2 separate regions of the Homo sapiens genome follow, and region 1 is linked to region 2. A link is an interaction called in ENCODE POLR2A ChIA-PET data of the cell type or tissue named here. Cell type or tissue: OCI-LY7. All regions are shown on one strand. Region 1 has its middle 15 kb from the start of KCNMB3. Region 2 overlaps PIK3CA (phosphatidylinositol-4,5-bisphosphate 3-kinase catalytic subunit alpha).

Region 1 (5,000 bases), 49 kb after region 2:
CGCCCAGCTAATTTTTTTGTTTTTAGTAGAAACGGGTTTTCACCATGTTGGCCAGGCTAGTCTCGAAATCTTGACCTCAGGTGATCCACCTGCCTCGGCCTCCCAAAGTGCTGAGATTATAGGCATAATCCACCGCACCTGGCCTATATTGTTTTAAACAGAATGAGATCACATTAGATATGATTTGAGATTTTTTTGTTAATCTTATCTTTTTCACTTAACATAATAAGCACTTTCCCATGTCATTAACAATTCTTTGTAATCCTATTGGCTACATAATGTTCCATCAATTAGATATGCCATATTTCCTTAACCATTTCCTTATTATTGAATATTATTAGGTTGTTTCCAGTTTTCTCAGACCATAAACAGCCTTGTAATTAACTTTGTTGTATTTACAAGCATCTTTCATCCAAGGACCTCAAAGCACTTAAGTATGATCTAGTTTGCTTTCTAGTCAGGAAGATGGATAAAAAGCATATTGATTCCTTTTTCTGCCAGTAATACATGTCCGCTTCTAACCAGTGTATTACCTTGAGCTGTTTTATTCATAATCAAGGCAATATCCACCACCTTCTATTCTCTTCACTGCAGATAGGACTGACTTTCCCACCCAGCCCAAGTACGACACATGGCTACAGGCAGCTTCTGGCTTAGCCTGAGGCAAACTCAATTACAAACAGCCTGAACACACTCACCTGGGTGTGATCCCCACAGAAGCCAGCAGCCTCTCCCTCCAGCACTGAAACTTTTGCAAGAAGTATTCCTTAGAAACATGCTGTGGCTCATCAAAACTTCATAATTCATCTGACATTCATTTCACGGGTGTATGTGAAATGAATGTCTAAACATGAAGTACACTATATTAATATTTCCCTGTAATTCGTTTTGGTTACAGAGGAGACCCTTGGTAATTATTTTTACTCTTCTATTTTTTAATTACAACATTATTTAACAACTTATTTTGAAACAGCAAATAAGGTTAAGTCAACATAGTTCATCAAGTTCAGCAAGAGGAAATAGCAATAATTCAGTTGTGCATTTCAGAAATGAAAATGGGATACAGTAGTTTGCTTTGATGACAACACAACTGCCTTTATATCTAGTTAATTGTGTGACGTATGGGACACTAAAACTTGTTTGCTTGCATGTTTGTCATTTGATCTTTTGCCATAAAGTAATTCATTTTAATTGTCTGTTCACAAAAAAATTGGTTCATGTCTAGCGAGAAGAACACCTTTCTTTCCTCTGTAGTCTGTCTGGTCCTTCTTCCCTGAACCCCCATCTTATCCAAACTCCTGTATCTCACTCTCCTCATGCTCCCTCTCAAATACCCCTGAGTGCAGTTAAGTGATAATGGAAGTGAGTAACATGATGACCATTACCATCTTTAATGTTTTCCAATTCTCAGCTCCCAACTCCACTAGAGCCAATAATAAATCATGCATATTTCCAGATAGTGAGTGAACCTGGTTCTGAAATGTACCCCTCCCAACAGGTTTTTCTTTGTTTGAGACAGAGTTTGGCTCTTGTCGCCCAGGCTGGAGTGCAATGGCACAATCTCTGCTCACTGCAACCTCCTCCTCCCAGGTTCAAGCAATTCTCCAGCCTCAGCCTCCTGAGTAGCTGGGATTACAGGCGCGCCACCACCATGCCCAGCTAATTTTTGTATTTTTAGTAGAGACGGGGTTTCACCATGTTGGCCAGGCTGCTCTCGAACTCCTGACCTCAGGTGATCCACTCACCTCGGCCTCCCAAAGTGCTGGGATTACAGGTGTGAGCCACCGCGCCTGGCACAAAAGGTTTTAGTATCCCATTTGTCCAACACCCTCAGGCATCACTCTTCTCTCCATTTTGGTTCCCACATTGACTGCCCCATGCCCCAACCCTAGGGCAGGCAAAAGGGGTGCAGGTCACTAGAGGCTTTCAGCTTCTTTGCTTTTCATTTCCCTGGGGAGAAAACGGGTCCTGAAAATAATCTCTCACTTCCCCCTTTAAGGAGAAGAGTAGGGTGGGTAATAACAATAGCTAAAAGGCTAGAGTTTAGGGAGGTGTAGAGCGTATACCCGGTATAACAGTATAGTTTAGAGAGGATGTGGTATACTGTGCTGAGACACGCAGGGGCTCTTACTATCTGCATTTCACAGATAAGGAGATGAGGCAAACAGAGAAGTTAAGTGACTTGCCCAGTCATATGGCTGATTAAGTGGTGAGCTGGGTTTGAATCCAAGGGCTGTGACTCCAGGGCTTCACCAATGGGACCTGCCCAGTCATATGGCTGATTAAGTGGTGAGCTGGGTTTGAATCCAAGGGCTGTGACTCCAGGGCTTCACCAATGGGACCAAATGCTGGTCTAATTTCTTCATTCCTCATTCAACCAACAGATCATTCTTGAGCACCAACTATGGGCTGGGCTATGATCAGTGCTGGGGAGCTACAGGTGAGTTTAAAAGGTCTCCAGTCTCCAAGAACTGGCAACCTAGAGGATAGAGCCAACAGGAAAGGCTGCAGCCCCGTGATGTGAGTGCTACTGGGGAAGCCTGCTGGGTACCCTGGGAGGCATGGCAAGTGGGCATCCTCAGAGAAAAAGGAAACACTCACTCCCCAAGCTCGAGATGTCCCCTCTTCTTGCAACTGCTTGTTCAGCCAGATTCCCACTACCGGCAGAGCTTCCGGAAGTGACTTACCTCCCCTGGCGCCTCCGGCTGCCCTGAAGTGTGATTTGCACGGGGATGCTGAAGGGCTGCATGAGGCCAGGGGTCTGAGAAAATGGCTCCCTTTCACCTGAGTCATGCCCCTGCGGGCGCAAGAAAGGTGAAGCTTAGACATCCACGGAAGTGGAGTCCCAGCGGGAGCCCCCAGCCCCCAGCGCAGCTGCAGCCATTAGAAGCCCCCCGCCTTCCTGGAGAGGTGAGAACTTCAGGCAGGCTAGCCACGTGGTTCTGCAGACTCCTGGCAAGGCGGAGCGGTCAGTTCTAGATGATCAAGAAGGACCTGCGTGGTTTGCTGCAGCCGAAGCTGCTTCTCTCTCTTTGCACTGTGCTTGCCGCCACCTCATCACCTGTGTTTCCGCCTCGGCAGCCGGGAGCATCGCCATAGAGACCTCAACGCTTGTGGAAAGTTCTGAGGCCCAAGGGGACCCTCTATAATTGGTGAGGGACGTACTCAGTTCAAGGTTTATAAGAAGAGGAAATGTTTTGCCCTGGCCGCGTTTCCTTTTCCACGTATTGTCTGTTAGAGTGCAAGCTGAAATAATGGGTTTTCTAGTTAATGGCATGTTCCAATTAAGATAATTCGCTTTTAAACCATATGTGATTTCCCAATTTTTCAAGATACAAAGGGCCATAAAATAACTCGCCATTAAAATTATCTCAAATTTTAAGAAAAGCTGTATCAAATATTATTTTATCTTTCTCTGATGACTTAAAAGACATTTGGGGATCTTTCCACACTCCCAAATTAGGAACATCAATTACCATTATATTATAGTACCACACATTGCTACAGGCACCTGTAGATGTGGATGACAGAATGCCAAAGAGACCATGTTTGCTGTATGTTTTTCAGTCAAGGCGATATTATCTTAACATTTTCCAAGATGGTGTGGGCAAGAATGTAAGCGTAATCTCATCTATAAATATCCATGTACATATAGCTATATAAACTCTTACTTGCAGTCATTTTAATATTGCTTAATAAAAATATATACTTAATAGACTTTTCATTTGTATTATTTTTCTATTTCTATTTTATAAAATATTTGTTTGGGTTTTTTTGAGATGGAGTCTCCCTCTGTCACCCAGGCCGGAGTGCACTGGCTCAATCTTGGCTCACTGCAACCTCCACCTCCCAGGTTCAAGCGATTCTCCTGCCTCAGCCTCCCGAGTAGCTGGGATTACAGGCATGTGCCACCACGACTGGCTAATTTTTGTATTTTTAGTAAAGACAGGGTTTCATCATGTTGACCAGGCTGGTCTCGAATGCCTGACCTCAAGTGATCTGCCCGCCTAGTCTCCCAAAGTGCTGGGATTATAGGTGTAAGCCACTGCACCCAGTCCGAAGTATTTTAGTGAACAGATGCAATTTGGAATAAAAAATAATGATAACAACTGGAATTTCTTCTTTCTGCCTCCTTCTTCCAACTTAACCTTGTATATATGGATAGCTTTTCCTTTTCAGACTTATTTGTGCTAATAAATTTCCCCTGCAACTTGGTAACTCTCTTCGAAGAAGTGTGTGATTTGCTGCTGCTTTTATGTATTTGATTCAACCTCAGAAATATGATCATTTTTTAGTCCATGAGGATCTTGTCACACAAAACTTGCACCTGCCTTTACCAGAGCCTCCTGGTCATTCTTATCTTATGATTCCGGTTCCATTTAAAAGAAAATACTCATGGACAATAAGTGAGAAGGAGCAACATAGCTTTTTGCCCTCTGAACTTTTTCCCTAACGCCCCTTCACTTGATAACCAACTGGCCTCTCTGTCCACCAAGTACCACACTCACTCCACTCTTGGCCTGAAAGCCAAGCCCCCTACACACACACACTCCATTCAGGACTCACAGCCTATCTCTCAAGAAGAACCTAAAGTGGTCGGTGTGAGTTGCAATCCCAATGTGTGCATTCAGGAACACAGCAAGGCTAAGCCACTTAGAATGCAGTGATAAGAGATGCCAGGCACTGTACCTCTGGTCTCCTGGACCCTCCCTCAGCTTATTCCTTCCTCTGAGTCACTAAAGGTCACTTCCTGCTCCATAAAACAGCAACCATGAATTAACTGTCAAGTTCACAACGTGGGCCCCCTCCCAATCTGACCCAGAGGCTTTGACACTGGGTTCAAATTCTAGCTTTGTAACTGCAAGGAACCCTTTAAAAACTTCCTGCCCTGCTTTTCCAGAGTAAAAAGGGAGTAAATAAAAACTCAGTGTGAGTTGCAGGAGCATGGAAAAACTTAGTGTCTACAAACTGTTGTGAGATCTATATATGAAAGAGGCTAT
Region 2 (5,000 bases):
ACCCCCAACTGCATCAGAGTAACATCAAAGATCACTGATCTTTGATCACAGATCATCATAATATATAATAATAATGAAAAGCTTGAAATATTATAAGAATTACCAAAATGTGACACAGAGACAAAAAATGAGCCATGCATTTGGAAAAATAGTGCCAGGAGACTTCCTTTACATAGGGATACCACCACAAACCTTCAGTTTGTTGGAAATGCAATATCTGTGAGGTATGATAAAGCAAAGCACAATAATACAGGGTACACCTGCACAAATATATTGTTAGTTGAGCTTGGAAGCAGAGAAAACAGCAGGTCTTCACCATGTTATCCCAGGTTCCCCAGGAAAGAGCGTATGTAAGATGGAATTTAAATATTGATCTAGTTGTCTAATCTTGGCCATAGCTTTTGAACCACAGTATAATTATCTAGGTTCAAGAACCATTAACTCTCCCTGATTTCTCAAGGGCAAAGATGTCAATGCCACGAGAAGATGTTTGTGTTCATTGGTGTTTCCAAATATATTACTTTTTCTTTGGCTTTGTTGGCTATAGATAAACCAGCCAATGAATTTTGGGCCAAGAAGTCCAAAACACCCCTATCCCATTAACAGTAACAGCAGCATCAAGAGGCAGCCTGGTATATTGCACTTAGGAAATTTATTGATTCATAGCTGTGTTCTCAGTAAGGCGTTTACCACTACTTTTCGGAAAACAAATTATCTTTTCTGCATATATATTTTTCTGCATTTAAAAGATACGAGTCTCTTTTTTGAGCAGTTCTCTTTGTAAGAATTGATATTTGATGACTGTATTCTTTCTTAAAAGAAATTTTATTTCAAAGAAAAGAAATTTGCTTATTTTATAGCAGAATAAAACTTCTATTTTTCAGTTACAATTTGTATCTATTGGAAACTTTTGTAAATCTAAGATACGACATGGAATCTTAGTTTTTCTGTATCTTAAATATTTTACTATTTCATCATCCTAGAAATTACTTCATCCATATTCATTATTTCCAACTATGCTAAAAAAGACTAAAATAATATGAAAATATAAAAGAAGGATAGAATAGCCTAGAAGGACAATAAAATAGTGAAGTAAATCATGATGTTACATCATCCTTCAGTTTTCTTATTGCATTGCCCAGTGTCTTGCATCATCTTTCCAGAAGTATAGAAGAAGTCTGCAGACACTGTCTTTGTAATTTTTTTGTTTGGTTGGTTGGTTTCTTTCAGGCTTTCATTGGACACTTGAGAATTCAGAATTTTTCACTTTTCACCCAGAATGATGACAGATGAAAACTGACCAAGGAAGATATTTCACAAGCATTAGACAAATCATAATATGAATGTAGATAGATAGTAGCAGCCTAGAGCAGAGTTTCCCAACCTCAGCACTATTGACATTTTGCGCCAAATAATTCTTTGTTGTAGGAGCCATCCTGTGTGTGCAATCCAGGATGTTTAGCATCCCTGTCCTCTACCCTACTGCAGGCCAGTAGTGCCATCCTGCTAAGTTATGGCTATCAAAAATGTCTCCAGACATTAGCCAAGGTTCCTGGGTGGTCAAGGGGACACAAAATCACCCTAGTTGAGAACCACTACTCTAAACTCTAATCATGGTGAAGTTTATTATATAAATGAAATGTCAGATGACAACACCTAAACTGTCTCTCAGTTATCTTAAGTCTTCTCAAACTCAGGATAATGATGAGTAAAGAATATATTTCTAACAACAAAAAGGAAATTTGATAGTATTTCTAAAGACAAAAAGGAAATTTGTATTCACATTCAGTTAGTCATTCCACCAGAATGACTTCATCACACAATATTTTGTGACAAGAACCTGAACAGCCTGTTTTACAGTATTCTTTTCATCTTTTATTATATGCACCAAAATTTTTTTTTAAATTTTCTTGAACCTCTAAATCTACGTTAAAAATTTACCTGATACACTTTCTAAATGGACAAATGCCGAAGGTAGCTGTGTATACAAATGTGACTAGAAGGAAAAAGATGATATAGAAATAAAATAACTCCTTGAGTTGATCATTCTGATTGGCATTTATAGAGTAGAAATGTTTTGTAATTACAGAGGAAAAAAGATGGCCTTTCCTTCAACAGTTATGAGCCGTCAGAATTTTCAAAAATACTGCATTTTGACAATGTAGTTTCTAGTTTGACAATGATATATTTATCTTCAAAACCAGGAAAATGTAGATAAGAATTTGGTTTTATAATATTTAAATTCTTATTAAAATGTCTAATAAAATTGTTTTCCCCATCACTTTATTCTTCTGTAAGTTATTTTATATTTAAAATGTAAACAAATAAAAATAAGTAAATAAACAGTAGCAGCTTCTTTTCCTGATAAATCGAGGATTGAGTATGTATTATCTCTTTCCTGGACTACTGGAATAACCTCTCCCTCCTTCCACAGAGAAGCCATAATAATCTTTATGAAATACAAATCAAATCATGGTATTCATTCTTTAAATAGCTATCAATAAAAATAAAATCCCAACTTTATACCCTGTTCGCAAATTTTACGTGGTCTGAATTCAGCTTACATTTCTTCTTTCCCTTGTCTATTGCCCATCAGGCTCACTGGCTTTATTCCTTCACACCAAACTAGTTATTTCCGGGGTGGGAGGAAGGCTTGCAGTGTTTTCTCCATCTGCAATAGTCTTTCCCAAATCTTAGTGTGGATAAAGGTTCCTTCTTGTTACTTGAATCACAAATACTATGTTCTCAGTCATTCTCTGTTACATCATCCAGAGTACATTATATCAATTTTCCAATATTTTTATTTATTTGATTTCCCACTATAACAGAGGCTCTGTTAGTGCAGGGTCTTTTACTATTTTGTAATCCCAACAGCAAGAACAAAACAAGGTACATAGTACATATTTAATAAATACTTGTTGAACAAATATGTGCCGGTAATATTTCTTCATGCTGCTGAATAAGTTAACAGCATATAAACACATACAAACCAAGTGGCATGGATGTCTGCTTTCATTTTTAGCCTTTTAAAAATATATGTAACCCATCCTAAGGGGTTTATATTTGTTTTGCATAATACATTAATATGTACTCATTATTCATTACACAGTTAATATATCTATATTTGCAGGGAATATACATTGCTTGGAATTATACAAAAAAATATTATTTTTCGTTTTCTAATATTCAGGATACAGTGTTTTAATGGGGGTGTTTCTTCATTCTTTTTTTCTTACTGGTTTTTACTTTTTAAATTTGAAAGCTTTGCAGGGATCATAAGGATCTGTTCAGGCAAAGAACATGAAAGGGTTTACATTTTTATCATTTTAGTGTTTCTTATTCTCTATATCAAAAACATTCACAGATAAGTTAACAAGATCCTCATCAGGAGGAAAAGTAAATTGTTCACTACCATCCTCTAGTATCCTAATCTGGTCTTGTTGTTGGCTAACTTCAGCAGTTACTATTCTGTGACTGGTGTAATATTAACCAAATAAATTACTGGATTTGTTCTACAAATATTATGTCTTAGATTGGTTCTTTCCTGTCTCTGAAAATAAAGTCTTGCAATGAAAATAAATTATTTTACAACAGTTAATTAGCAATGTAAAATTTATTGAAAATGTATTTGCTTTTTCTGTAAATCATCTGTGAATCCAGAGGGGAAAAATATGACAAAGAAAGCTATATAAGATATTATTTTATTTTACAGAGTAACAGACTAGCTAGAGACAATGAATTAAGGGAAAATGACAAAGAACAGCTCAAAGCAATTTCTACACGAGATCCTCTCTCTGAAATCACTGAGCAGGAGAAAGATTTTCTATGGAGTCACAGGTAAGTGCTAAAATGGAGATTCTCTGTTTCTTTTTCTTTATTACAGAAAAAATAACTGAATTTGGCTGATCTCAGCATGTTTTTACCATACCTATTGGAATAAATAAAGCAGAATTTACATGATTTTTAAACTATAAACATTGCCTTTTTAAAAACAATGGTTGTAAATTGATATTTGTGGAAAATCATACTACATTGGTAGTTGGCACATTAAATGCTTTTTCTTACTCTGAATTCCTGATATGACTTTCTTTAGGATTGTTTAAAATATTCTAGTAGTTTTAGGTCAATTTAGATGTGATTTAGTTGGTCTAGATATTATAATTTTTAGGGGTTCCCTTTCATTTTTCTTTTTTCTTACGTTTCTTCAAATAGTATAATGCCTTATTTTCATTTATGAAGAAATTACCCTGCTGTTGGTGATACGGGTATATTTAAATAAACCAGTTGCAGTGCATTTCTGCAGAAAGTCCATTAAGACATAAATTTTGTCCAGTAACTACAGTAGAAGTGGTGACTCTATGATTCATTCATGTTGCATAAGTAGGTGAAAAATATGAGCTATATGAAGAGTGGTATAACATATATTCATAATTTTTCTTAACTGTTAACTAAATGTAAGTACTTATAATCCATTTGCATTTTCCTTTTGTGTTCTTTGCCATTATAACTGTGCCTAAGTATATATGTAAATATATTTCCAACTATAGTGTTAAACACTGATGTCTTTTGAATTTTAAAAAAGCTAGTAATGTAAGAAGTTTGGGACTTCTTAAGAAGATTCATATGGAGAAGTTAGACATGTCAACCTTTTGAACAGCATGCAAGAATGTTTATGTTTATTTTGTTTCTCCCACACAGACACTATTGTGTAACTATCCCCGAAATTCTACCCAAATTGCTTCTGTCTGTTAAATGGAATTCTAGAGATGAAGTAGCCCAGGTAAATGTATGTTTGAGATTACTAGATAACTGTTGTACAAATTGGTATGTCACTTAAATTGTTTTCTCTCAGAAAGTCCACATAAATAAATGAAATAGACTAATAGTAATATAGTGTAGAAAAAAACACCCTTAACATTATTTCCATAGATAAAACTAATTAGAACTGTAAATTCTAAGGAGATTATTTATCTAAACTAATTTTAAAATCAGAAGTTAAG

Evidence for each region. Peaks named below come from ENCODE experiments on the same cell type or tissue, not always from the same donor. Only the 100,000 strongest peaks of a DNase experiment are listed, where the experiment ranks them.
Region 1: POLR2A ChIA-PET joins it to region 2 with 6 read pairs; 6 of 35 experiments call an interaction of 5 or more read pairs at or near these places.

Annotation. Positions count from the first base shown.
Region 1 is chr3:179,263,962-179,268,961 of GRCh38, forward strand. It overlaps a transcript of KCNMB3 not described here. Among named protein-coding and RNA genes, the nearest start is that of KCNMB3, 15 kb to the left of the region's middle. In OCI-LY7, no CTCF peak of the experiment used is centred here; DNase peaks (open chromatin) are centred at 2,050 and 3,120; H3K4me3 peaks cover 1,208 bases; H3K27ac peaks cover 399 bases.
Region 2 is chr3:179,214,498-179,219,497 of GRCh38, forward strand. PIK3CA (phosphatidylinositol-4,5-bisphosphate 3-kinase catalytic subunit alpha) reads left to right here. Exons shown (of 21, transcript NM_006218.4): 10 at 3,713-3,837; 11 at 4,699-4,780. Among named protein-coding and RNA genes, the nearest start is that of KCNMB3, 34 kb to the right of the region's middle. In OCI-LY7, no CTCF peak of the experiment used is centred here; no DNase peak of the experiment used is centred here.